Regions from separate parts of the Homo sapiens genome. Here region 1 is linked to region 2. Evidence: read pairs that join two places in POLR2A ChIA-PET (ENCODE). Cell type or tissue: A673. All regions are shown on one strand. Each heading gives the region's core, and the rest is flanking DNA. Links, peaks and the distances in the headings are about the cores only.

The links. ChIA-PET counts read pairs that join two places held together with the same protein. Peaks named below come from ENCODE experiments on the same cell type or tissue, not always from the same donor. Only the 100,000 strongest peaks of a DNase experiment are listed, where the experiment ranks them.
Region 1: POLR2A ChIA-PET joins it to region 2 with 8 read pairs; 3 of 35 experiments call an interaction of 5 or more read pairs at or near these places.

The regions. Positions count from the first base shown.
Region 1 is chr2:55,589,524-55,592,446 of GRCh38, forward strand. All of the region lies in intron 4 of PPP4R3B (protein phosphatase 4 regulatory subunit 3B), which reads right to left. Among named protein-coding and RNA genes, the nearest start is that of PPP4R3B, 27 kb to the right of the region's middle. In A673, for the core only: no CTCF peak of the experiment used is centred there; a DNase peak (open chromatin) is centred at 1,468.
Region 2 is chr2:55,235,377-55,238,215 of GRCh38, forward strand. RPS27A (ribosomal protein S27a) reads left to right here. Exons shown (of 6, transcript NM_002954.6): 6 at 52-477. The coding sequence ends at 201. MTIF2 (mitochondrial translational initiation factor 2) reads right to left here. Exons shown (of 16, transcript NM_002453.3): 15 at 1,912-2,052; 16 at 1,219-1,444. The coding sequence ends at 1,272. Among named protein-coding and RNA genes, the nearest start is that of RPS27A, 4.1 kb to the left of the region's middle. In A673, for the core only: no CTCF peak of the experiment used is centred there; no DNase peak of the experiment used is centred there; H3K27ac peaks cover 362 bases.

The sequences.
Region 1 (2,923 bases), core at 125-2,624, 350 kb after region 2:
ACTACAATAACTGCTTTTCATACTAATGACTCTGGGGTATTAAAAAGAAAGACAAGTGCTAATTTCTACAGGCGTTGTCTAAAAGGACAAACAGAAAAATATAGTCAAGTGGCCAGGCGCGGTGGCTCACGCCCGTAATCCCAGCACTTTGGAAGGCCGAGGCGGGCGGATCACGAGGTCATGAGATCGAGACCACCCTGGCTAACATGGTAAAACCCTGTCTCTACTAAAAATACAAAAAAATTAGCCAGGCATGGTGGTGGGCGCCTGTAGTGGCAGCTACCTGGGAGGCTGAGGCAGGAGAATGGCGTGAACCCGGGAGGGGGAGCTTGCAGTGAGCCGAGATTGTGCCACTGTATTCCAGCCTGGACAAAAGAGCGAGACTCCATCTCAAAAAAAAAAAAAATTATATATATATAAAAAATATATATAATTATATATATATTTATATATATATTTAATATATTATATATATATAATATATATATAGTCAAGCACGCATTTTTAAAAAATAAATTTGTGGGCCAGGTGTGGTGGCTCATGCGTGTAATCCCAGCACTTTGGGAGGCTGAGGCGGGGGGATCACCTGAGGTCGGAAGTTCCAGACCAGCTTGACCAACATGGAGAAACCCCGTCTCCACTAAAAATACAAAACTAGCCAGGCATGGTGGCACATGCCTGTAATCCTAGCTACTAGGGAGGCTGAGGCAGGAGAATCGCTTGAACCTGGGAGGCGGAGGTTGCAGTGAGCCGAGATTGCGCCATTGCAGTCCAGCCTGGGCAACAAGAGTGAAACTCCGTCTCAACAACAACAAAATAATAATAATAAATAAATTTGTTTGTCTAAAGTCTAGGAGTACCGGTTAGACTGTTAACTGTGGTTACTGCTTGCTGATAGGTTATGAGTGATTTTCTTTTTTGGTTATCTATATTTTCTAATTGGTGATAGGTTATGAGTGATTTTCTTTTTGGTTATCTATATTTTCTAATTTTCTACAATAAGCACAGACTAAATTACAAAGGAAAAAATGGGCAAAAATATTAAAATTCACCTTAGAGATTTCATCAAAATCTGCTAAAAAAACTGATGGAAATTGTTGGTGGTTTTAAGCTTCAGTTATCTTCAAAATTCATTTTTATGAAATGTAATTTCCATTAATTTAAAGTAACATGTTCTAAAAAAGTTTGTAACAATAGTATCTGTAGAGTTGATAGTAAAATAAAACCCTAACATTTAAAGGATACACCCCAACTACCTGTCCTTTTTCTTACTGAGGATCATCCATTAAATGGTATCAATCCCTTAAATCCTTTTTGAAATAACGTGGAACATGTATTTTTAAAAAATGAATAGAAACCACTAGGTACAATCAGAGAGTATAACATGCTCTTCTACTAAAAATCAATTGGTGCTACTCAAAGACAAGACACTGGGAGATGAATCACTTAATTAGTCTGACTCAGAATGTGTCTGAGTCATTTAATTAGTCTGACTCAGGTGTTTCTTTTCGTATTTCATTGACTCCTTTTGGACCTTATGCACTGCAGCCTGAACATCCATCTTTTGAGGGAGTTTATATGCATATGTAATCTTTTATTTAGCCCTCAAGTTAGTTTTTCCTTTTTTTTTTTTTCTAGAGTCTCACTCTGTTGCCCAGGCTGGAGTGCAGTGGTACAAACGTGGCTCAGTGTAGCCTCGACCTCCTGGACTCAAGCAATCTTCCTCCCTCAGACTCCCATGTAACAGAGACTGCGGGCACGTGCCACCATACCTGGCTATTTTTTTTTTAATTTTTTGTACAGATGGGGGGGTTTCACTTTGTTGCCCAGGCTGGTATCGAACTCCTGGCCTCAAGCAATCCTCCCACCTCAGCCTCCCAAAGTGCTAGGACTACAGGCATGAGCCACCATGCCCAGCCTACTTTTTCCAAATACTTTTAGTCTTAATATTTTAGGTTAGGGTGAGTAAGTACATATTTACCTCCATTCACACCTTTTATAAATTTCTATTTTCCTGCATCTGTTGTAGATTACATCTTCATCCTTTACTACCTGAAAATTTAATTTTTTCAAAATATTTTCATAAGAAAAAAGTTCCAACTCCTTGATAAATGCAATTTCCCACTTGAATTCTTCTTATATGATTCGGTACTTGTGAGCTGATAAGTAGAACTGCATAAAATATTACAGATAGAGGCAATCTCAATTATTACAGTCCATTAAGAGAATATGTATTCCTAGTATTTTTTCCCTGATTTCCAGCATTACTCTGGCTATTATTCATTAAGCTATAAAAGCACTCTGTTCCAATATATTTATGAAGGAAGCAAATAATCAATAACTTAAAGCCTATCATATAGTTGAAATACTTACTCCAAAATCTCTGGTTCTCCAAGTAATCAAACTAATCTCTTTTAGTTTTTCTTTTCTATTTGGTTTTAACAGCTTTTGTTTTAATAAAACCTATATATTTAAGTCAAAACTTGTGTGGCTGCTTTTCTGGACAACATAAAAAAACACTGTGGGGAAAAAAAGAGGTTGCTTCTAAACAGTCTAAATCAAACTCTTCTCTTTGCAGTAATATAAATACAGGCCAAACAAAAGAAAAAACAGAACCCATTCATTTTTAGAAACATATAAACACAGAAATTTAGAATTAAATCAGATTTTGCAACATTACAGAGACTGTCAAGTCCAATTTTAAATTTCAAGAGACTGAGGTTCAAAAAGTGAACCTTTCTGAGGGTAGCTAGTGACAGATGGATTTAGAATCCAGGCCTCCCAAATAATTAATGAGGTTTTTGTCACTCCTACTAAGTAAACCACAAGACAGGTTTCCAAGTATTTCAAACTTCAAACGTATGAATCAAACCAAAGCAAAAGATACACAAAGCTGGAATGGGCCAAATCTAGTAAGATAAAA
Region 2 (2,839 bases), core at 340-2,839:
ACTTCAGAATGTGTTGTAAAATTATCTTAACAGCAGGTTTGTGCTTTTCAGGTGGATGAGAATGGCAAAATTAGTCGCCTTCGTCGAGAGTGCCCTTCTGATGAATGTGGTGCTGGGGTGTTTATGGCAAGTCACTTTGACAGACATTATTGTGGCAAATGTTGTCTGACTTACTGTTTCAACAAACCAGAAGACAAGTAACTGTATGAGTTAATAAAAGACATGAACTAACATTTATTGTTGGGTTTTATTGCAGTAAAAAGAATGGTTTTTAAGCACCAAATTGATGGTCACACCATTTCCTTTTAGTAGTGCTACTGCTATCGCTGTGTGAATGTTGCCTCTGGGGATTATGTGACCCAGTGGTTCTGTATACCTGCCAGGTGCCAACCACTTGTAAAGGTCTTGATATTTTCAATTCTTAGACTACCTATACTTTGGCAGAAGTTATATTTAATGTAAGTTGTCTAAATATAAGCCAGTTTGTGTTTCTGTCCATTTCTTGACCTCAACACAACAGACATTTGGGGCCAGGTAATTCTTTGTTGTGGGGTGCCTGTAATCCCTATGCTTTGGGAGGATCACTTGAGTGTCCAGGAGTTCAAGAGCAGCCTGGGCACCATAGCAAGACCCCCATCTCTGTAAAAAAAAAAAAAAAAAAAAAAAAAGTAGGCTGACTCCTATGGTCCTGCCTACTGGGAAGTCTGAGACAAAAGGATCCCTTGAGCCCAGGAGTTGTAATTAATTATGCATTGCATTTCAGCCTGGACAAAACCCTGCTTCCAAAAAAAACAAAATGCATCCTCAGTCTCTGGGTGTTTCAGTGGAATGCTTGCTGTCTGTTGTACAACGCTTGGGAATTTAATGTTTGTTCAGGATGGATCCCTATAAAGGAATGATTACTTATTTGTACTGTTAACAGTAAAAGACAGTTTAGTTTCAAGCAGGACTGGGGTAGCCTATCTTCCTTCGGAGCTCAATTCAGGGAAAGCTGGTTCACTTGATAAGCCTCTTAACTAAAGCATACACTTGAAAGAAATCGGTGATGTATAAATAACAATTCACTTTTACCATATTGCCAGTCTTTCCATTCAAGGATTTCTAGTTGGAGGCATCCTTAAATAAGGTTTCCTATTTCTGAGCACTTTGACAGTTTGTGCAAATGCATATGAACACATGGTAAAACAACTTAGATACTTTTTGGCCAGTAGTAGTGCATTTCTACCTTCAAACAAACAACACGTTGAGTTATTTACATTTTTAATGTAATTTTAAAATCCTGGATCCCAAGAAGTCTTGGCTTGAATTTGCTTTTCTTCATAACAAACAATTCTGTCTCCCACTTGAAATTCCATATTGTCTTCATCTAAACTGAGACCACAATCCATTCCCGTTTTGACAATTGAAATGTCATCTTTATGGTGTTTCAATGAGGTTAATGAGCCTTAAAAAAGATAATTTAAGGTTAGTATATTCAATAAATGATAAGTACCTACTAAATACTACATTATGTGGTGTTAACCAGGAAATTACACTGAAATTCTTAAAAATTTTATGGTCTTGTCAAGTTAAATGATGGGACTAAATACCAGGGGAACCCCCTCAAAAATGAAGTTTGCTGTGAATAAGACTTGATTTGTAACAAAATAACCTAAATCTCCTATTTCAAAGGTAGACATAAACTTTTTGCTGAGGACAGGATGGTACTCAGGACTTGAATGGGTAAAACCAACATACATCTCAGGCAAAGGGAACCCATCAACTACAGACAATTTAGGGGTTTCAATAGCAATAAGAAATGGCCTGAGCTGAGATTATGGGCATGAAAGATGAACAGATTTCAGATGGTTATATAGTCAACAGGTCTTGGTGACTGGATATGCTATTATAGGAGATTTTGATGTTGCTTACCCTTCCAAATTACATGTCCATTACGGGTTAGTTTAAATTTTTTTTGTTTTTCTAACTGTCCCTTTTGGACTCTGCAGCCAGCCACAGGAACTTTTTTCTTCCCTTCTGTTACAGAGAAGGTAGCTAGTATAGATGCCTCACCTTTAGGAAGAAGAGAACATTAATGTGCAGAAAACTAAAGATTCTGATAAATACGTAATTTCTGACATTCTGTGGTATAAGAATTAAAGGTATGACAAAAATCCAAATTCATGCCTAGAAAAAAGTCTGGGTTTCTTTAACTCCAATTTTATTTTCCTGACCAATATTAAGAATAAAAATGAATGAAAATCTTTGGCTATTCTTTTCCTTTTCTTTTTTTCTTTTTTTTTTTTTTTTTTTGAGACAGAGTCTCACTCTGTCATCCAGGCTGGAGTGCAGTGGTGTGATCTTGGCTCACTGCAACCTCCACCTCCGGGGTTTAAGCGATTCTCATGCCTCAGCCTCCCGAGTAGCTGGGATTACAGGCGCCCACAACCACATCCAGCTGATTTTTATATTGTTAGTAGAGACGGGGTTTCACCATGTTGGCCAGGCTGGTCTCAAACTCCTGACCTCAAGTGATCCACCCACCTCAGACTCTCAAAGTGCTGAAATTACAGGCGTGAGCCACTGCACCCAGCCATCTTTGCCTATTCTTGTCTGCTCCATGAAAACCTTGTTTTAAGCTTTCCTTCAATATATTTTCTAGAGTAGATCATCTATCATTACTTTATTTCTCTGTTATTTTTTAAAAAAAATTTTTATAGATGGGTCACCCAGGCTGGAGTGCAGTGGCATGATCATAGCTCACTGTACCCTCAAGCTCCTGGGCTCAAGCAGTTCTTCTAGATAGCTAAGACTACAGGTGCGTGCCACCATGCCCACTAATTTTTTTATTTTTATCTTT